3 separate regions of the Mus musculus genome follow, and all the other regions are linked to region 3. Evidence: chromatin loops called from intact Hi-C (ENCODE). Cell type or tissue: heart. All regions are shown on one strand. Links, peaks and the distances in the headings refer to the core of each region. The heading gives the core; the rest is flanking DNA.

The links. A loop is a pair of places that touch in the nucleus more often than their neighbours do. Peaks named below come from ENCODE experiments on the same cell type or tissue, not always from the same donor. Only the 100,000 strongest peaks of a DNase experiment are listed, where the experiment ranks them.
Region 1: a loop joins it to region 3, with 4 times the contacts of the local background. A loop is called at or near these places in 14 of 42 quality-filtered maps.
Region 2: it touches region 3 in a loop (2.0-fold over the local background); 2 of 42 quality-filtered maps call a loop at or near these places.

What each region holds. Positions count from the first base shown.
Region 1 is chr6:21,791,553-21,799,201 of GRCm38, reverse strand. It overlaps Tspan12 (tetraspanin 12), which reads left to right. Exons shown (of 9, transcript NM_173007.4): 8 at 3,481-3,624. Among named protein-coding and RNA genes, the nearest start is that of Gm30270, 57 kb to the left of the region's middle. In heart, for the core only: CTCF peaks have their summits at 1,836 and 4,056 (motif pointing left); a DNase peak (open chromatin) is centred at 1,891.
Region 2 is chr6:21,836,401-21,844,049 of GRCm38, reverse strand. Tspan12 (tetraspanin 12) reads left to right here. Exons shown (of 9, transcript NM_173007.4): 4 at 7,555-7,637. Among named protein-coding and RNA genes, the nearest start is that of Gm30270, 12 kb to the left of the region's middle. In heart, for the core only: a CTCF peak has its summit at 3,479; no DNase peak of the experiment used is centred there; H3K27ac peaks cover 835 bases.
Region 3 is chr6:21,946,110-21,953,758 of GRCm38, reverse strand. Ing3 (inhibitor of growth family, member 3) reads right to left here and starts at 4,144. Exons shown (of 12, transcript NM_023626.4): 1 at 3,966-4,144; 2 at 3,650-3,721; 3 at 1,530-1,630. The coding sequence starts at 3,993. In heart, for the core only: a CTCF peak has its summit at 3,601; DNase peaks (open chromatin) are centred at 3,778 and 4,278; H3K4me3 peaks cover 2,285 bases; H3K27ac peaks cover 1,888 bases.

The DNA of each region.
Region 1 (7,649 bases), core at 1,179-6,178, 150 kb after region 3:
ACAGATGCTCACTTCATGGAGTGTCGAGAAGAGTGAATGGAATCATCAACTTGGTCTCATTTATCATATGCTTATTAATAGTGACATTGCATGACATTCTTTTGTTCCAAACTGTTTTACATTTCATCCAAGAATCTCAAGTGGAAATCTAGTGACTTGAGATTAATCATCGATTTTGCCTCAGACCAGTTCTCCTAAGTTTTTTTCCTTGTGAATGGAATGGCGTCCCTCGGAGACTAAGTTAAGCATCTTAGCTTGCCTTCCGTTCTCAAGCTCTGGACCAGGACGTGTTTGGGAAGGAGTATCTCACTAGATAGCCAGCTAGCTACTCATTCTGCTGTGCCTATGCCCACGGCAGAGGTTCAAGTCTAGGGCAGTCTCCAAACCTGGCTTTGTGCCACTCTTGCTGAGATGGCGAAATTATCAGTGTCACACAGATTTCCTGATATTCCGTTGCTTCCTGACTTTGTTTGTTTGTTGCACAATTAGACTGAAAACAACCCCGTGAAAAGACGTGTAAAGCACCAGGGCATTTATAGAAGGCTGTGTTCAGGAACTGCCCCTGCTAGAGCTCCCAGAATCTTTATTTTTCTGGAACTTAGAATGCAAACTGTGGTAACCCAGGTTGAGAAATAGCGAACCCTTTTTCCTTCTTTCAGGGCTCCACCTCCATGGACCATAAACAAGTGCTACAAATGCTATATCCTGGCTTCACTTGAAATATTCTCTCTTACCTCACAATTCTAGTTTGCATAAAAAGAGTGGCGAATCCGTCCAAATATCCAGAAGGCATTCAAAGCCCTTTATTAGTCTGGCAGGACTGCCACACTGAAGTATCACACGTGCGGTCACTCAGGACAAGTGTCTGTTCACTCTTCTGGAGGCCGAATGTTCAAGAGTGTCAGTATTGATGCTCTTTGAAGCCTCTTCCTTTGGCATGTAAAAGCCTTCGTCCCATGTCCTCCCATTGTCTTGTCTTTATATGTGTCCATGTTTAATTTCCTCTTCCTATAAGGATATCATTCATACCTGATTAAGCCCATGCTGTTGACCTTATTTTAGATTACTTACCTTTCCAGTGGCTCTCTTGACATGAACAATCTCATAAGTACAGGGGTTAGAATTTTAACATAAAAATTTAGAATGGGAGAGACAACTCAGCCTAGGACAATTTTTCTCCTCTACAATAAACACACCTTTGGAACTCATTTGTTGTGGTCCTGCACGTGGGCTGTAACTGAATGGATCTTGCATAATTCTTAGTGACGCTCCCTAATACCTTATTTTAAACATAATTTTTCAATAAAAACATATATATCTAATGGTAGCGCTTGTGTAAGCTTTGGAATCATAGTTGCTGCCATTTTCTGACTGATCAGAAAGTCCCTTCACCTATTGAGGGGCTCAGTTTATTTATATGTAAAAATAATGATTCTATGAATTTATGAAATTCCTAGGCAAATGGATGGACCTGGAGGGCATCATCCTGAGTGAGGTAACCCAATCACAAAGGAACTCACACAATATGTACTCACTGATAAGTGGATATTAGCCCAGAAACTTAGGATACCCAAGATATAAGATACAATTTGCTAAACGCATGAAACTCAAGAAGAACGAAGACCAAAAAATAAATAAATAAATAAATAAAAATAATGATTCTATTGTGTTTTCTAGAGCTTAACATAGCATCAGCTTGGAGCAGAGCTACCTTGAAATGAACCTGTTGTCTTCTTGGCAGGTAGTGACAGAGCACAGACTTGAGCTGGTGTAATACTGAGTTCACTCACCTTCAGGAGGTTCAGAAAGCCTTCGTACAGATCCACAGCCCTCTGTGGATAGGCTCTGAAACAACTCCGTAGGAAAGAACGGATGTCAGCAGCTCTTTAACAATGTTGGCACTGAACACAGCATGTTCAAGTTATTTGGAAAAGCCACTGCTATGGAAGTCTTCATTTCCTGACAGAGCCAGATAAATGGGCTGCTCCATTGTGACTGGAAGTAGGGTGCTCTGAGAATGGCCCTGGCTTGCCGCTTAGAAAGGCTTGCCCCTCTAAGAAATGGGGAAAGACAGTTTTCTCTGGGTAAAAGACTTTTAAAATAGTGACCTCAAAATGCGATCATTTAAAATATTTAGGAAGTGGAGTCTTTAAAGATGCGCTTTATTTTCAGGACTCCCAATACTTTGTGTCAGAATCTCTGACGTTTATGCTAACCTTGTGGTGCTACGATGTTGCGTAGTTGTGACGTTTGTGATACACCCACGCTTTCTAAACACTACGGAAAATGTCTTATAAGTTTCTCAAAACTCTTAGTATTAAGAGCTTATCACTCAAGGTGCTTTTGTGATGCCGCTTTATATTTAAATCATAAGCTCTTTAAATCATAAGCGTTTCAGGCAAGTGAGTGGAAATGTCCCAAGTACACTGAGCATTTTCCTCGCTTGCTGTTGCATGAGGAATTCGGAATCCTTCCAAGTTGGTTTTGGTTAAGCTTTGAAATGGCGCTGGATTGTGATATTTTATGATTCCGTGTTAATCTTGAGCACGGATTGGTCTCCTGGGCGAAGTAATTTGCATAACCATCCCTCTTGGCAGGGTTCTTCTCCGTGACTGCCCATATTCCTTCCTTCCGACTGTCTAGAAGAGGATTTCTCTGTTATCCAAGGGCAAAGCTGTCCTGATCACAGTTGCTTTTTCTAAATCCAGGCTGCACATGCCTTCAAGCCCTGTTTGTAAGCCTTCATCAGCGTTTCTGACAATCTTTGGTGAAGCACAACTGAAAGTGTTCTTAACAAGGCTTAGCGCCAGACAAGCTCGCATTCTTAAGTTCAGCTACATTCAAGCTAGGCATGCCATTATTTTTCTGAGATTATAATGATATAATATGCTAGCTTATCAGGAACCTCACTCTCCTGGGTAATAATAAGTCAAACAAATATCTATTTACAGAATTTTTGCCTTGATTAAGGAAACCAAGATGGCTGGCTACCTTTGAGATGTGAGTTTCAGTCAACAAGTTTTTGGTTTTTTTATTTCCATGGAATTTGTGGAAACTTTCATCACAATAGTTGAATTTTTAGTTATACTAGTGAATAGATAATAAGCAAAATGGTTAGCTACTCTCTGCTGACTAGAAGTTAATGATAATGAAAGACTAGCTATTGAATTTGTAAGTGTGGTTGACAATTCTTTCATCGCTGTGATCATCTGCAAAACATCTTGAAGTTGGAGACTGTGACACCGACTTGCTTTTAGGAGGGGTGGGTGTCACAGGTCAGAACTGTTCCATTATGGAATGGTGAGTTTGCTGTTCCTGTATGATGTTTTCATCCCCAAGATAGAATGCACAGACATCTCCGGCTGATGAGGGACGTTTAACTCAGTCCAAACATTTAAGACATCAGCTCTCTCAATTCTATTAGGTTAAACAGAAGCTGTTCTGTGTCGTTTCTAAGTGTGACTGGTGATTCTGTTCTAGTTTAAGTGCTGTGGAGTGGTGTACTTCACTGACTGGTTGGAAATGACAGAAATGGACTGGCCTCCCGACTCCTGCTGTGTCAGGGAGTTCCCAGGGTGCTCCAAGCAGGCTCACCAGGAAGATCTCAGTGACCTTTACCAAGAGGTAAGACCATGCGTGGGCATCATATCCCGGACAAACGTCCCAAAACACTCTTCAACACTATGCTGATTAAATTTCCACTTTTTGTGTATATCATTAGACCTCATTTTTCTTTTATCTCTGATACATGATTTTTTAAAAAGTGAAAAATCACAGTAACCATATTTCAACAAACAGGATTGAGAAAGACCTAGTTCATTAATTGAATTTTATCTTTTTTTTTAATAATCACTCTCATTAATTAGATTTTACACTTTAACGCCTACAGCCGGATCCTATTGTGCTCTTCTAGAGCTCTTGAAAATAGGCACGTGCAGATCATGCAGCTAACGGGTTCTGTGCGGGAAGCCTGGGCAGACTGGTTTAGGGCCTTGATGTAAGAGAGACAAAACTCTCCTGAGAAAATTATGTGAGCCGCTCTCTGGTTCCCCCTGCTGGTAGTAACCGGTAATCTCAGTTTTAGTTTGCTGAAACATTTTACTGGGTTTAAAAATCAATCATTTGGTGCCCCCCAAATTCACTTATTGTGCATTCTTCCAGGACTCAGTTGCTCTTTCGTAGGAATTTTTATGTTCCTTTGTCCTTAGGTGTTTCACAGTGAGTAATGGGATACCATTCTCAAGTTAAAATGTAAAGTTTATCTGTAAGCTGGGCTACAGAGATGGCTCAGTGAAATGGTTAAAAACATTACTTACTGCTCTTACAGAGAACTGGGGTTTAGCTCCTAACGCTCACTTTGTGTCTAAAAACTATAACTCCACCTTTAACTCTAGTTCCAAGGGATATGGCACCTCCTCTGATCTCTATAGGCTCCTGCACACACATGTATACACCTAAAATGAGGCACACACAACACACACACACACACAAGTTAATTAAAGTTTTGCTGAAAGTTACAGTAGCCACTGGCTATGCGTGATTATTTTCATTAAATTAGATTGAGTACTTAAATTTTCATTTCTTAAGCCGGGCGGTGGTGCACACCCAGCGCTCAGGAGGCAGAGGCAGGCGGATTTCTGAGTTCAAGGCCAGCCTGGTCTACAAAGTGAGTACTTAAAATTTCATTTCTTAAGCCGGGCGGTGGTGCACACCCAGCGCTCAGGAGGCAGAGGCAGGTGGATTTCTGAGTTCAAGGCCAGCCTGGTCTACAAAGTGAGTTCCAGGACAGCCAGGGCTACACAGAGAAACCCTGTCTCGAAAAAAAAAAAAAAATCATTTCTTCAGTTTCACTAACTACATTTCTACCTGTGGACGTGCACTCATGGAACACTGCTGAACACTTTGGGCTAAATCTAAATATTTAGACTGCTTATAATAGAATAAGAATATGTTTCTATGATATGTTTGTAGTAATAACACATGCATGTGTGTGTGTGTGCATGTGCGAGAGTGTGAGTATGAACTGTGTATATACATCCAGGCACACATGCACTAAATGTGTGCATATAAAGGCAGAGGAAGCTTCTGGCATCTATCTGTCTCTCCTAACTCGAGCACTGGGAGTGCAGATGTGTGCTGCTATGCCCAGCATTTCTGTGGGTGCTGGGGATTTGAACTCAGGCTCTAATGTTTGTATAACAAATAAGTACCCGCTGAGCCATCTCTCCCACTGCACCTCAGGACTTTAAAAATAGATGCCTTTTATGTGCCTGAGGAGAATATACCCCCACCCCACCCACATACTTGCCCACTTTTTTTTTAAAGGCTGCCTTACGAAGTCAGTAGTAGAGATACACACTTTATTCTGCACACTATCTGATATGAATTAATCTGAATGTTGCAAGCTGAGTGGCTTCAACAACAGAAACAGGTTTGCAGTTTGACAGAGTAGAAATTCAAGATCTCTATGCTTACAAGGTCAGGTCAGCTCCTTCAAAGGCTGGGAGGAAGGGCTCATTGACTGCCTCTCCTCCCGTTTCTTGTAGAAATGTTTTCCTGGTCTGTTTTTCTCTTCGTATGGTATTTTCCATGTGTGTTTCTGTCTCCAAATGTCCCCAGACAGGTCACCTTGGAGCCCAGTGTTCTGCAGTTTGGGTTCATCGTCGCTTCATTACATCTTCAACAACCCAGTTGTTATAAAATCAGAGCCGTGAGGAAAATAGATTAAACATAAATTTTGTGAGGACACACACAGTGTAACCTATAACCAGAATTGTCGAAACAACTGAATAGCCCTGCTTGTTTATTTTAAAAGATAATAAAAATATGTACTGAAATTCCTCACATTACTGAAGACTCTGAATCCAATAGCTTGGCTTTTATTTCTTTGAACATGCTATGATGCACTTGGCTTCAGTAGCACAAAGGATGCATCAGATACAGTTAACTCAACACAACATGGTAGAGTCAGAGTTCCAGGTTCCTCAGTGACTATGCTCAGGTGAAAGGCCGGCATCTCTGTTGTCTAGTGGATATTGTAGAACATGAGGAAGTGCAAGCAAGCCATGAGTTTTATTTTTTTTTAGGTATTTATTTCATTTACATTTCCAATGCTATCCCAAAAGTCCCACACACCCTCCCCCACCGACTCCCCCACCCACCCACTCCCACTTCTTGGCTCTGGCCAAGTTCCCCTGTACTGAGGCATATAAAGTTTGTACAACCAATGGGCCTCTCTTTCCACTGATGGCCGACTAGGCCATCTTCTGATACATATGCAGCTAGAGACACGAGCTCCCGGGGGGTACTGGTTAGTTCATATTGTTGCTCCACCTATAGGGTAGCAGATTCCCCCCAGCTCCTTGGGTACTTGCTCTAGCTCCTCCATTGGGGGCCCTGTGATCCATCCAATAGCTGACTGTGAGCATCCACTTCCCCACAATCAGCTTCCAAACTCTGACACCATTGCATACACTAGCAAGATTTTGCTGAAAGGACCCTGATATAGGAGTCTCTTGTGAGACTATGCCGGGGCCAAGCCAGGATTTTTTATGCTACAAAACACAGGACTCAATACTTCTGCAAGTGTTAAATGGAAACTACTCTGGAGATTTTTATAACATTATAACTTACTCTTATTCATTAAAAGAATAGGTGATTACAGAATGTGTGTGTGTGTGTGTGTGTGTGTGTGTTGAATGTTCCTAGTATAAATTTTGCTCATTGGCTAGTTTTGAGAAACAGCAAGTCAACATTGAAAGTTAGCACTTCTACCACTGTGGGTGAGTTTCTGCCTTGGTGCTAATGATGTGTTAGAAGAATGGCTGAGATCCTAGTACCACCGCACACCTCTTCAGAATATGAATGCAGACCATCTCTCTTCATTTTTACTTTATTTAGCTGAAAATTATTCATTTTTATATTTTATATAATTTTCTTCTGGTAACACTCAATTCACTTTTCCCGGAGTGGCTTAGACTGTGCTTTCTAATGCTCTGTAATGGGATTCTTTCTGCCGATGGTTTCTTTCTAGACTGCCTAATGGAAAAAGATCGGAGGAAGCCACATTGTTGTACATGTGCTAAATGATAACCCAGATTAATTTAAACACTTTCAATAGTCAGCCGATGTGGACAACTGTAAATTGATTTCAGACACAGACCTCTGGTTAGGTTGGTTGTATCAGAGCAATCTGCTTTGGAATTTTACAAGGAGCAACTGATGCTGATATTAGTACAGTTGATGATGATAACAGTACAGTTATATGCATAATTGACTTTCAAAAGGGGATCATTTAGTAGCTTTATGGCTCAAGTACGATTAGGTCCATAATTAAAAAATAAGCATTCTGAGATCATCCGCCTGCAAAATGAGTGTTTAAATGGCAAAATGAGTGACTAAGAACTGGAGGCTTTGACAGGATTCTTCTGAAGTTGTGGAAATGCAAGGAAAACATATTCGATGTCTTCGAATATCTCAAAATTTCTAATTCAGATCAGGAACGAAGCCCACGCAGCACTGCACCAAGGGCCAGAAGTTACAGGAAGGGAATTTTGCATCAAAGGAAGGAAGACCTTGTTCATCAAAATCTGTCCAATCATGAGACAGGCTATCTTGTAAGCCAGTGTCTCATTGCTAAAAATATTAAA
Region 2 (7,649 bases), core at 1,179-6,178, 110 kb after region 3:
TATTTCCCACTTTACTTCTGATAGACTGTCTTGAATTTCGTTAGAAAGTTCAAGGCCAGACGTACCTTGTAAAGCTATTTCCCTCTCTCTCATCCACGCACCGCAGGCCACGCCCCCTCGCCAGTCACGAGGCTTCAGCTAATCAGGGCAGCAGGGGCAAATCTCCACCAAATTGGATTCACCTGTATCCTGGTACACCTGCGCAGCACTCAAGATGTTTGTGTCTTATATGAGGAAGTCAGGTGCAAGTCATATGACTTAGCTGCAGTCCCTGGCGCCTTTGGGACTGCCGCCACACCCGCTCCCCACAATTCCCCCTTTTTTCTTTTTTGGCAGAGAGAATGTCTGTAGATAGCCCCTCGCAACCATGCCCCTTACCTGTCTTTGGGAGACAAACAGCATTGGTTTGATCCCTGTCTTAGGTTGGTGACATGCCCAGGGAGTCTTATCACTGACTACCTCTCAATCATGCCAAGCCACTCCTGGGGAGATTGTGTTTTGCTTGCGGCAGGTGCATCAAAAGGCCAGGATGTTAATTAACCTATGGCCAGATCTTAATTGCTGCAAGCAAGCCTCATGGGTGAAGGTAGAGGTCTGATCCCCAGTGTGCAAGCATAGGGGCCCTACACAAAACCATCCCTTAGGCTCATCACCCAGAGAGGTCTTGGCCAGCTCCCGTGTCGTTTTTCCTGAGGGAAGGGAACTAGGACACTGAACCTTCATGCAATCAGACGTGCCTTCCACAGGATGCCAACAGCAAGCTATCCTCTGTGCAGTGCTTAGCCTCGCACCCCACGGCATAACGCAGCATAATTTCTTTTAGAGCGGCAAACCGAATCTGAGGAGATTGTCCCGCCTCCACTGCAGCAAAAGCCTACGCTACCATGGCAAAAGTGCGGGCCTGCACACGCTGCACCTAACACATGTGCCAAACACACAACGCACATGCACTATAACAAGCATACATCCCAGGGCTCTCATCCCCGCTCATCTTCCCTGAAGCAAGGGATAGATGGCCAGAGAGGCTATCTCTTTAAGGGGAATTCAGGGATCAAAAAGCGTGGAAAAATTTGAATGTCATGTCGAGCTGGTATCGGCTTCTGGAATACCGAAAGGATCTCCCATCTCGGCTCCATTGTTTGTGCTTGTGGGAATATCCACCACATCCACAGGGCCAACTGGATCAGGAGCCTCATTCTTGCAGCGTCTCACCAATCTCTCCGGCACCCAAAGAGGTTCCATCTGGTCCTGTGGAAACACACAAACAGACCCTCTCGCCCACGTCAACACCTGATCTGGTCGATCCCCAGGGGAGATGGACACAATACCTCGTGGTAATGAGACCATAACCTCAATCACCTGTGTGTCCATCTGGGGAGTCAATATGAGAGTCAAGTTTTCACTAACTTCCCCTCTGTTGGGCAATGATTTCCAAGCCCTTATGGCAATCTGATTCACCTGCTCAAACACCTGCAGTGGATATCCTGTTTGTTGTTGTGCAAAGCGACCTTAACCAAGCAGCATATCCCTATCCCGTGCTATCTTTGCCCTGCTTGGTCGGTGAAAATAGGACATCCCAGCAAGGAGAATCTATCCTCTCTCCAAACCTCCGGACAGAAGGTCCACCTATAGGTGGCTGCTGAGGAGGCATAGGGAGAGGACGCAGAAGCTAATTCGCCTTCCTCCTCCGCCTTGGCTCTTTTATTTTGTCCTTTCTGTCCACCTGATAACACTGTGTCTCCTTTCTTTTTCCTTTTTCTTTTTAAGCCCTTCTCCTTTTCCGACATACTTTCTTGTTGCTCTATAAGGATTTTCTGACCTGTCTTGACTGTCTCTACACACAGTTTCAAACAGTAACAGAGTCCATATATCAGAACAAACAAGACCAAAACTATCAGACCTACCCACAAAGGGTCAGTGGGAGAAAAAAGCATAACTACACAGCGAGGATCTATTGATCACTACACTGAGGTTATCATAGTTCCTTAACTTGTCCCCAAACTGGGAACCTTAACTTGTCCCAAAGCCGGGAACCTTTTGTTACCTTGTGCCTGCTTCCTGGCAACTTTATGCTTGCCTCTATTTTATCCGAGGTCCTTCCCAAACTCCTGGGGTCGAAAGTTTCACTCACCGTGAACTTACCCTGCCGGCAACCACTGACTGCTGAAAGTTCTGAACTCGGTGGGGGAGTCGGTTCCCCGTACGGGCCACCAATTGTCGCGTCCGCTCTCGACCAGCAAGAACGACGCGACCACCAGTCCTTCTAACAGCAGTTTATTCAGTCCTGATTCTTCTTGTTTATATCTCCCCCGAACCCTGGGCCTCTCACTCCTTTTATACTCTCTCTCATCCACGCACCGCAGGCCACGCCCCCTCGCCAGTCACGAGGCTTCAGCTAATCAGGGCAGCAGGGGCAAATCTCCACCAAATTGTATTCACCTGTATCCTGGTACACCTGCGCAGCACTCAAGATGTTTGTGTCTTATATGAGGAAGTCAGGTGCAAGTCATATGACTTAGCTGCAGTCCCTGGCGCCTTTGGGACTGCCGCCACACCCGCTCCCCACACAGAAATATCTGGTGAATAATTATGTCCCCACTTTGATCCATATGTGACAAATTCATAAATTCGAATATGATATACCCCATAAATATGTATAGCTTGGTCAAAAATGGGAAATACAAGTTTAAAGCAACCAAAAACTAATTTGGATAATCCACAAAAATTCAGTGGTTTGGAGTGTGAGTTTTTCCTGTAAGTTATGCTCCTAGGTTACATAATATCAGGAAGGCTTATTGGCCTGATTCAGACTCATTTTGGTGTCTCAATATAGCCTGGTTCCAGCATCTTAGCCTCAGTGTAAAGTCGCTCTTTGAGGATGAGATGGTTTGCAAGCATTTAGGCCATTCTTTTTCAAAGCTGCTTGCTTACCGTGGTAGAAAGCTTTGCGTTGATATTTATTTCGATTTGTGCTCCAGGTACAGCTCCACATTTGGTAGACACCTCTTAGGAGAACACAGTGCAATGGTGTAGAATGCAAAGTTGATAGTTTAAAGCATCCCTGTATTCGTTTCTAACCTTTATTGTATATTATTCCATTGCCATTCGGCCAGCATGCCCCTACAGAACATTTCCAGCAAGGTGAAATTGAGTTCCCGATAAAGCATCCGATTTTGCTAAAGATCTCAGCTTGCGTGGAGTGTAGAAAACATTCCCACCCAGTTGCCTAACTGATAGGTATTAGGTCCTACTACAGAGTAAGATTCTTTTACTGGGTAGAATCAAACAGGAAATGAGGTAGAGGCTCCCCAAGGACTGTGCAGAGAGCATTCACAAGTGCTGTGGGTCAGGAGGGAGACTGGAGACAATCTTTCCACTCTAACTGATGTTTGGGCTGGTGTCCAAAGAGAATTGGAGGTTACTTTGCTCCTGAGGACTGGAAGGCCTGGGAAGGGTGGTGTTTCAGCAGAGGCCACAAGGAGAAGCAGACATGGGAGCTTGGGAATTGTGAATGTGCCCTTTGCAAGGACTTCCATCATTGTTCAACTACGGGAAGGAGCTGGCAGCAAACGGGATTGGAGGGTAGATTAAAGAATGAGTAAGAGGGCCTTGTGTGACCTCCTCGGGCTATTACACTTTATTCTCTAGGAGGGAGGTGAGGGAAGAGGAAATAGAGGTTGGGAAATAGCATGAGGAAGGCTACGTGCTGAAGCAGGCTTGATTCTGCACTGTGGAGGTGGAGTCTATGAGCTGGAGAGATGTCTCATGAAGATGATTGCTACATCCTGACAAGAGAGGATGGGGGCTTGAACTAGCCTGAAGCAGCAGGAAGTGGGGAGGGGCTTGCCAGACGCCTCTCTCAGGAACCACGAGAAGGATTCAAAACTAATTAAATGTCCAGCAGAAAAAGAGGGAGAGGTTCAGGCTGTCTGCCAAGCTGCCAGCCGATGTGATTGAAGGGTTCATTACTCCATTCACTAGGCTTGTAAACACTGTGAGGGGTGACAAAAGGCTTGGAGAAAAGTGGAGCTGGGACCCGTTTTAGTCGTGCTAAGATGGAGAATGGCTGGCCAGTAGCTCTGCGCAGAGTTCACTCAGTAGTCCTTTCCATATCAGATAATCCCACGTCTGAACTGATTTAGGAATAGTTTACACTGAGACGCATTAAGAGAAACTCTCGGGTTAAATGTGACACATGGTAATAACAGGTAATATATTTGGATTTACTTCATCATAAGAATCTTCTATAGAGTTTTTTTTTATGATGGTTTAAAGGTGAAAAAAAAGCAACTGCGGTTAAGTAAAAACCAAATGTCGTACCAAACGTTATAAGCTGCAAAGGTGCAGAGCTGAGGTTCCTAGTTGAAGTTCAGAGTTCAGTGGCTTTCTGTCGTTTGCACGCTGTCAAGGACATACCTTTAGGCAGCTTCGAAGACAAGTTTCCTTGCCCAGCTGTGCATTCCCAGGAGCCGTTCCCCTCCCCCGAACATGCCATGCTGCCTTCTCCTCTGCAACCTTTGCTTTTCCTTCTGACTGGAAAATCCTTTCTATCCTTTCCCTCCTAATTAACTTGACTTTGCTCTTCACATCCCAGCTGCCATAGAGAAGTCCCTTTGACCTTGTGAGTCAGACAGCCTGAAAGGAGTTGTTCTCTCCTGTACTTAGTACAGCCTGCAGTTGCACATTCACACTTCTGATGATGGCAATGTATGTCCTCTTCCCTTAGAGAAATGCATCATGGAGATAGTGTCAGCTACTTCTCGTTCCCGTCTCTGGTACATAGTGCAGTACCTGGCCATGATCAATGTATATGCTTAGAAAGGAATAATGACTTCAAGCCAAGGCTTTATTCATCCTGCCATTAACAAGTGTCTTGAAACATACAGTTCAAAACAAATGAATTTTTTTCTTGTTTTCCTCTTTCTTTTTTTGCCAAAAGGGGAAGAACTGTGTCTAGTGACAACCACTATGAATCAGTTATGCACAATGAAGACTCAGAAAATGAGCTAAGAAGCACAAGGATAAGTTGGAGGGGTGAGAGGAAGGGTGGATACAATCAAAATGCATGGTGGGAAGTGCTCAAAATGATTAAAAAGAAAAAAGAAGGAAACTCAAGGGTGGAGATAGCAAGATCATTTATTGTTAAGTAGAACGATGATAGGTTCTTTATTTCAATAATGTAAACTAGTGAGCTATTCTCTCACTGTGACATTTAGAAAGTAAACACCAACAGATAGTCATGGAGATGGGAGATGAAGCCTGTGGGGCACCTTTGTGAATAAATGGAGGGATGCTGAATTCACTTCCCAGCCTGCCAGCAGAGAGACCTTCTTCACAGATGGGCGCACATGGGCTCTCCTTGGAGGTTTTATCTAGAAAGCCTGGTTTGCAGTCAGTGTCTGCATCACCTCAGACTCGTGCCCTGTCAGCATTAAAGTCGAAGTTACTGATGTTCCTCAAACTGCCAGAAATGCTAAAAGTCAGGTTATATTGAATCCCTTGAGAGTTATAGTATGTTTTTAAAAAACAAAGACACGTTTTTGAAAAGATTTCAGATAAGATAGGGAAGTCTTCAGAATTTAGGAGCCAACTTTCTTTTTGCTATAAGAGCAAGAACTGTGTCTAGTGACAACCACTATGAATTAGGTATACACAGTGAAGACTCAGGGTTGGAAATGGGCTAAGAAACACAAGAATAAGTTGGAGGGGTGAGAGGAAATTTTAATTATTTTTTAGAAAAGGTTTCTGGGCAGAATTATTATCAATGTGTTTTAGGTGTCTTATTTTTCCCTTGCACTTCTGAGTTATGGGAATTTTAAAGCTTATTTCACCTTGAAAGGGCTATGATTAACCTCCATTTCCTCATTGCCCAGTGCCAGTGGTCACCAGCATGGCCAGCTCCACTCTCAGCTCAGGGCATGGTTATTAATCACTGCCTTGTAGCTAGCTGTCCTTCAAGTTGTCCACAATTCACCATAGGTCTCTAGAAGGTAAGGGACCTTTAAAAATAAATTGAGCTTGTATTCAGGCCTAAAATAATAGTCAACTTCTTCTCTGGCTGTCTGCAAATATATATTTTTTAAATTTTTATTTATTTACTTTTTTTGCAATTGATTTGTTTAATTTAGGGTTCAAAGCAGGCCATTATATTACGTTGGACAATCTCTTGAATTTCTTTTAATCTTTAACAGCAATTCCTTTCCTTTTTAAAATTTTTATTTCAGTATTCACTACTCTTTAAAAAACATTGAACAAGCTTGTTTGTATTGTGAAATAATCTCACGTTCTTGATTTTATTTAGTGTATCCCAGAAGTGGCAGTTAAAGCTGTACCTTGCATTTCATTCCCATAAACTGATCCTGGGTGTTTAATTGGGTTCAAGTTTGAATTTTTGGCAAAAACACTATATAAACACACACACACACACACACACACACACACACACATATAAACTTAAGAGGTCACTTGTCATATATATATGTATATACACACACACACACACACACACATACACCCATATATATTTCTGGGTACAGCTGATTGCTCAAACCCCGAGACCCACAGTGTCTGATTGCCTCCTTTATTGAAGTGGAAGGGTGGTTGGGTCTGGTATATGCAGTCCAAACTTTTCATTTTCTACACGTCTCTCAGCCTTTTGCTGCTGTAGTAGTCCTCAGCACTGCAAATGGATTGTGAATATAGTAGGACCGACACACTCTTGCTACTCCAAGGTCTATTGTGGGCTCAGGATTTGTTTGAGACCTCAGTGACTCCAGTGTACAGACAAGACTGAGAATCTGTGATCTGCTAATTTTGTCTGGCACTGAGGAATTTCCTGTATAGCTTCAATATTTCCGGACATGTTAAATGGTGTGCCTGCATTACATAATGGCTGCATGCCTGAGTAGGAATTCTGCTATTAAAATCTCACTCGGTCTTTGGTTCTGCCTTTACACCATATAGGAAAAATAGAATAAAAATAAATAAGAGATTCATGTCAATTTATTCATGTCATTATTCATCTTGAATAATGATCTGAGAATCCGCCATGCTATAATGACCGCACTGATTTTGGAACATAGTGATGTTTCAAATCATTATAGTCATTGCTATTGCTATTATTCTAATGTTCTCTTTGTTTGAATTTTAGTCAGTAGAATCTTTTTGGTAGCTCCTGTGATCCTTTTAATGACATGTAATTGTTCAGTAGCCACATCTAATCGCCTTTTTGCTTTTATAGATGATAGTTTTAGGTTCGTCTCATACATTTGCAAATTGAATTATTCTTGGGAATTTCTGCATTGAACTTGAAGTCACCAACTTAAGAGGTCACTTGTTTTTATCCTGTATATAGGTATTCTATTTAGTGGGTATATATAATTATTAAATGGAGTAGCCAGATATTTATGGTACTAATAAAATTCAATAGAAATCCAATATGTTATTAGGAAAAACATGAAAATTATGTAACAAATCCTCTATTTAAGGTTGTTCATCTTGAAGTGAATGCTGCAGACATTTCTGGTAACAAGTTTGTTTATTTCTTCTCTTTAGTTAATGTCCATCAGTGTCTTGGCAGTTTCTGCTTGGATGAGGGACTACCTGAATAATGTTTTGACTTTAACTGCAGAAACAAGGTAGGCTTTAAT
Region 3 (7,649 bases), core at 1,140-6,139:
GGAAAAATAGTTTCATTTTAAGCACTGGTAATTCTAGCATACATACATACATACTCATATGCTTTCTCACTACTATACCTTGTTATCACTTGCTCATCATATTAGCAATAACAAGCCTCCAAGGTCGGGAGGGTTGGGACATTAGAAATGAAGTACAATGCCAAAAATTAAAAGATGCTCAAAAACCTCAGAAAACACATATATAAAAGAAAATTATGGCAAGTCCACCCTCTTTCCTAGGGAGTTATAAAAGAACAAGAGTGCTAAGAGTTAGCTAACATATCAAAACACAGAACACTCCATTTTAACAACTTGAAAAAATATCTTATGTGTGTAAGTGTGCTGCCTGAATGCATGTTTGTGTGCCAAATGCCCACAGAAGTTAGAGGAGGGCATCAGATCCTCTTGAATTGCAGTTGTGGATGGTTATGAACCATCATGTGGATGCTGGAAATAAAATCTGGTCTTCTAAAAGAGTAGTCAGTGTTCTTAATCATTGAGCCATCTCTCCTGCCCCAATTTTTACAGCAAAACTACAGCCATAGAAAGGATTCTGATCTGTAGGTTTCTGCTATCCAATTGGTTGACAGCTCTAGTTTTAAATTAGGTTATCAATTAATACCACTCAAATTATAATTTATATTTCTCCATATTATTTTTAAAAACCAAAAATTTTCTTTTCATAAAAGAAAAAAGTACCCTATGTGTTTCCACAGACAACTAGACTTTTGGGGGTATGTTCAAATTGTGCTGCATGAAAAACTTCTAGTTGAAAAGGATGGCTAGTGAACTCTAGGTTAACATACGCAAGCTCTAACCTCCTTCATACCTGGGCATTTTTACAAGCCAGGACCACTTCTCTTAGGAAAGCTGGTTTACCCCCTCCTAACAGACAATCTTCCTTACAGATGGAAGAATAAATAACACAATTGAAATTTTCAGTTCCAAGATTAATGTTTCTGTATATCCCTGAAAACTTTATATGAAGGTTAGGCGTAAGGACTTATTCTTCCTCATGTTAAAAGACTTGACCCAGGTCACACAGCTACATGGCAGTGAGGACCAAAGCCAAATCTTTGAAAGTTGTGTTCCTAGACACCACTAAAGAAAGACACCAGATCCCACACACACACAGCACTAGTGAGCTTATCTAATCTGTAATCTAATCTGCAGGACAGCCTTAAGGCCCGCAGCACTAGCTAAAATAAACTTCAGCAAGAATTACAGGAAGCTCTAAACCAGTGCTTCTCTACCTTCCCAATATTGTGACCCTTTAACAAAGGTCCTCATGCTGTGGTGAGCCTCGGCCATGAGATTATTTCTGAATCGTAATGTGTTTTCCGATGGCTTTTGGTGACCCTGTGAAAAGGTCATCTGCCCCTTGAGTTGAACTGCTGGTCTAGAATATACCAAGTGCCCCCAAGTCCCTCATAAGTGCCCTCACTCCATATCCAGGTATCTACGTAATGTTACTATCTCTCCTAGAGGGTCCCAATGTGACTGCCAATTATCCAAGGCATCACACTTACTTTTTTGATGGATGCCATCTGTTCTTCTCGCCACTCGGGTTTATTCTTCTTTGCATTCATAAAGAACTCACTGACTCTTTGTTCTAGTTGATCCATTGCATCTGACACAATAAAACATTTCATACTTAGCCGACCAAACTGCTTTGATTTGAGGAAAAAAAAAAGACATCTGACAACTCTGTTTTAGCTTATACACATTTTGTACTATAAGCAGTGGTGCCTTCATTACATTAGTTTTTAAAAAGCTGAAATATTCTGTACTGACTTTGCTATTTCAAAACATTTTCCAGTAATCAAGGTAGAGTGAATTGTACAGACAAGGATCTACGCCACAACCCGCACTGAAATCAAAGTTAATGGCATTAAGTCAGCTGGTTACGGCAATCAGAGCTGCTTACTAACAGTACTCCTGGGACGGTCTCATACTTCTTTTAATAAAAATAGTGATGACAGAGTCAACACTTGCTCCATAGCACCAAGCACCTCATCACGTCCTCTCACAGGAAGGGATAATATATGTGACCGTTGCTCACCATTTATTCACTCAACACACATGCTATTTACTCTATGTAAGGCTTCGCCAAAGCCCAGGTCAAAAATAATGACCTCAGTGGATGGCTGCTAAAAAAATAAATAAAAGGGGTTTTGTTGTGATGGAAATGGAGAAAAAATTGCCCACTATATTTATCATTTAAGCAACTTCAGAGCAGGATGGCTTTTTACAAAAGATGCTGAGATGCTCTAGTTAATCTTCATTTTTAAAACACAATTTACTTTCAGCTACTTGCTGACCTTAGACATGCTGATACTTTTAATGCCTACTCACTTTGTTTCCGAAAACTCCAGGATTACAAAGTAAGTAAACTTGAAAGCACTGTCATATGAATAGATTAAATCCAAACTATCCCAGAATTTTAAAAAAATTGAATGATTGACAATGTTTTAAATTATCCTTTATTCTAAACCTATTTGTAATGGGCATTATACATCCTAATTATCTGTATTAGTTTAAATCCTCAGAAGACTGTCAGTTTTTAAAAAAAAAAAAAAAAAGCAAACAAGCCCCCCAGGCAGCAAGGCTGGAGTTGTCCTAGTCGTCCTGTCCAAGAGTGAACCCAAATCTGTCTGCCACCAAACTCTACTCAATCCCTCTGGAATGTGCTTCGGCAGGTGTTTACTACTGCAACTACCTTAAAGTCAAAGAGAAAAAGCACACCTATTCCAGTCACAGATTTATGAGAGGCTATTGGGCAATGCACCCCAAGAGATGACCCAGAGACTGAGATGAGAAAAGTACAGTCAGGGACAAAAGGTACAGAAATGAGGGGCAGGGGCGGCAGAGGCTCATGAATGAAGAGAACAAGCCCTTAGCAAACTCAAGTTACCTTTGAGCCTCTTCCAGTCTGGCTTTTTCAAAAGAACAAGGTTCATTTTGGAAATAAGTCACATATAAAGCTGCCAAGCACTGACAGAAAAAAAAATCAATGCTAGCAATGCCTGAAAAGCCAAGCACTAGGCAGACAGAAGCAGGAAGATGAGGAGATTAGAGCAAGCCTAGGATTATTATACATATTGAGTGTGAGACCAGCCTGAATGACGTGGTTGTGTTTACAAAACAAGAAACCAGTAGGGAAGCCTATCAAACGTCTACAGTTTTCTAAAGAGCAAGCGGGTGATTTCCTTAAAATCTGATCTCTCTCACTCATTTCTGGCTGAGAAAGTGTCCACGCTGTTCACAGCTCTAAGTGTCTTCCATTAATATGCAACTTGTCAAAGTTCGGCCTTCCGAGTTCACTAGGGTCCCTAGCCTGCCCTTCTATGTCTTTGCTCTGGAGAAATTCGGAATGTAATGAACTTTTAAGTCTGAATGCAGAACTCCAAGTTTCCACATCCAGGCTCGGGTGCAAACCTTCTGAAAATCACGCGAGTTTCCACTGCGGTGCAGTGTCGTCATCTCCATGCAGTACACAAACAACTGTGTTTGCTGTGCCCCGCGTGTTAACGGTACGGTGTGCCCGCCGCCTCCTTGTCACAGCCTGAAAAAAGTAGCGCGGAGGACCCGCCAGGCGATGCCCGAGGGAGGCCGGGGCTGCGCGGGGCCGTGGAGACGCGCCACTTACTCTGCACCTGCAGATCCATCTCGCGCATCTCCGTGAAGCGGTCCCGTAGGTCCATCGGAAGCTGCTCAATCACTGTCAAAGGCACAGTCCGTCAGAGGGCGGGGCCAACGGCGAAGGGACGCGCTGGCGTCACGCGTGTGTGCGTGCGTGCGTGCGTGCGTACGGGAGGGGGGGCGGCTCACAACGAGGCTGCCAGTTACCGTGAGAAAGAAACATCCCCCGCTCCCCCTCCCTCCCGCCATCCCGCCCGCCCGGCCACTCGCGCTCCCGCCCGCCGCCGATCCCGCCCGCCGCGTCGCCGGCGCCGCGCACTCACTTTCCAAATAGTCCTCTAGGTACAACATCGCGGCCCTGACTGTTGCGGGGACGAACGGGTCCAGGGGTTTATTTGTGTCACTCGCTGTCGCCGGAGTTTTGTCCCTTCCAATATGGCGCCTCCGCTAGCAGCACCCGCTCGACTCCGGCAAAGGAAAAAAAAAAAAAAAAAAGCAAAGGAAAAAAAAAAAGGCTCCACTTTGGCGCCTGACGGCGCTTGCCTCACTGCCGCCCGCCGTTGCTATTGGCTGTCTGCAGCGATGACGTCAACCGGCCGGTGCGGATCTCCGCGGTATTCTGGGAAATGTAGTCTTCTTTTTCCCCGAGCGTGGCCATTAGTGAGGGTGTCTCTTGGAGTGGCAACTACAGAAACCACACGCCTGCGCGAAACGGGCACGCCAGAATCCGAAATGCGGTGCCTCTGTTTATTTGTTGATTTCTTACATGGGGGATGACGGGAGTTGTATGCGCCTGCCTGACACAACTAGGAACAACTTTTCACCTGTTCTGGGCGGTGATTCTAAGCCCGCCGTTTGTGAGTCATGGATTTCTGGCTGTGCTAGGCAAATAGCAAAGATTCCAAACGCTAGAATAATCGGCTAAGTTCGGAAAATTCAGGTTGTTTAGAACAGAACTCGCTGCTGGAATTTATCTTCATTATTCACTCCTGATAAATAAATGGGACAAGTGATTGGTGTCCCTGCAACGTTAAGATAATTTATAGTGAGACTGGAGCGAATGTGCATTTCCCAAATTAAAAGACACCCAAAATAGTATTCAGTAGCCAGTTATGTTTTGCGGTGTATCTTGTGTTCATTGTAAAACAACTGTTCAAATGCATCCGCAATAAAGTAAATAAATAGATGAATAAATAACAACCAACCATAAATTATAGTGATTTAATGCATTGCTGGCATATACTAACAATGATTTAAATTTATGTTGGGTAAGTAGCTGGGTTAATGTTTATAGTTCTGGGCAGGCTTTTTTAATAACCCTAGCAAATGTTCACTGGTGGTATAACAAGTGTATCACCGCCCCGTTTCTATCTTAAAAATGCCTTTCATAAAAATTCGTACACTAAATGCTTCTGTGTTTTGGGGAAAATGATCCCTTCTTAGACTATCTGGTGGATTATAACACCACACACCTGTAATCCCCTAAGTGGGAGAATTGAGACAGGAGGATTAGGAGTGTGAGCTTTGGCAACATAGGCAATTAGAAGCCAACCCAGATTATGGAAGACCCTTTCTCATACAAAAGAAAATAAATCAGTATGACACATTTTATTCACTACTCAATATTTTTATGTTACAATTTTATTTACAATGACATACTTGTATTCTCTTTTGTCTTCTTTTAAAGCCATTTTCTTATTACTTGAATGTTAAATATATTTAGTCTACACCTGTTTAATTTAAATTTTGTACTAAAACTATTTATCTGTTTGTGCTCTTTGTTCAAAAGCAGCCACGTTTGTTTACAGTGCCTAATTTCATCTGTGTTGGGGTTTTTAACTCTGAATTCACTTTTCCAGGGTTATAAATATAGAGAAATTTCACTGCTGGAGTTAAAATCGAGTTTTGCTAGAGAATATTAGCATTTGACTCTGCAACTTTGCTGCAAGACACCATCAAACTTAGGGTCAAATTAAGTTATGTAGTTGAGGTTTATTCTATTGCACCGATAGATTGAATTGGAACCTGTAATGAAAATACTTCATTATATACTCTCAAGGGAGACTTTTTCTTCCTTATTGGCCTCTTAAGTCCAAGACAAGCATGTTTTCTTAGTGGCCTCTTATATGAAAAGAGTTTATTGCTCACCTACTCTTACATAGGGACTATTCCTCTTGGGATCCTGTCTTCTATTAGACTCCTCCTTGAGAACTGATTTTTGACGTTGTCTTCTTACAGTGGCTGGATGCATAGCTGTTCAAGCAGGAATTCTACATGGCCAAGATTTGATTGATAGTCTCTGAACTAAAGCTGACTTCGTTCCCAGCTTACCTCAAACGTGCTCATTTCCTTTGCTCATTCCTTCTGTATCCATTCTGAGAATTTCTATATGTCCTAGTAGAATATCAGTTCATTTGAATCCATTTGTTTATTTGAGATGGGATCCTGGGTAGCCCAAGCTGACCTCCAATTCACTATTGTAATCCAAGCTAATCTTGAACTTTTAACCTTCCTGCTTGCACCTTCAAAATGTTGACTTTGCAGGCTTGCACCACCTCACCCGATTTGGCTCCATTTGAGCTTGTTAACCCAGATTTTTAGAAAATTGTTTTTAGCAGATACTGCATTAAGAGTAGTTAATATGGCATGCTGTCAAAAGTAGAAGTTCACCGTGTCTATGTAAACCAAGTTTCCTCAGAGAGTGTTCTGTAGTGAGGAAAATGGAATTTTAAGATGATTTCAAACATAGTCAGTGTACACACACCTTCTAGAGAAGCCTAGAATAAGACTTACATGCTGTTTCCCTTACTGAACACAACCCTGATTGCTGGACTACATAGCACCTGCAGAAAGCTGCATTATCTATGCTATTGAATTATGCAATTGATGATTGTCGGTGATGCCACCTGCACACAACCAACACCATATTTCTTGGCAGTGCTTCCTATGATATAAAGGACTGTCTCTGTGTTTGTAGCCCTACACTCCCTGATAATAGCGTATTAATTCATCACGGATGTGCTGAAGGTGGTCCTATCTTAGGCATCTAAGCACTGTCTTACAGTGTGAATTGAGAATGTAGAGACAAGACACCAACAGCACTGTAATGCAAGTGTGTTTATTGTGGCACATGAATGTGTGGTCCTCTTGCTCCTGTGGCTAAACTGCATCATTGAAGCTCTCCTTCTTTCCTCACTGTTCTCCACTTTCTCTGTCACTGTCTCACAAAAGCTGTGAAATGTTGAAGGTGGTTTTAATGTTCAATGTGCCTGTGTCCATATGTGTAAATGGGGAATAGCAATAGAGATTAAGACATGGGGATGCTTGTGAAACTGTCTTCTATGCAGAGCTCTTAGATTAATACCAGTTATATGCCATTATTCAGTAAATGTTAGCTGCTATTACCATCATCATTCAGGTCACATGTCCCTCATAAGTTACCCATATTGCAGTTGGGACTTTCTGCTGCTCTGGGGTTCTGCTCTGCACCTGTGCTTCTCTTCAGGCCCCACGCTATTGGAAGATTTGTACTATTTGGGGGCGGGAGGAGGGGTGGTGGGAATGCACATGCCATGGCTTATGTGTGGAAGTCAGAGGGCAGTTTATGGGAATCAGTTCTCTCCTTCCACCCTGTTGATTCCAAAGAAGAAACAGGTTCTCAGGTTTGACAGCAAGTACCACTGAGCTATCTGCAACACCTGCTAGAATTAACTTACCTACAGCTATGTTATGATTCCACTGTCATGCTAAATTCTAGGGAGTGGCATGCACGGAAGATGTACCACGTACATCAGGGAAAATGAATGCCTAAATAGAGTTAGAATTTAAAGAAATGATTCAGAAGTTGATGCAAATTGTGAGGTTAGCAAAGTTCAAACCAAGGGAGAATTTAAATCATTTTGCAGAATGTTCTCAGAGGAACCTTAACATCCCTGGCTTACAAAGAGAGCCACCATCATGAATCTTTGAAGATTAAAACTGGATTTTAATTCTTCATTAAGAAGTAT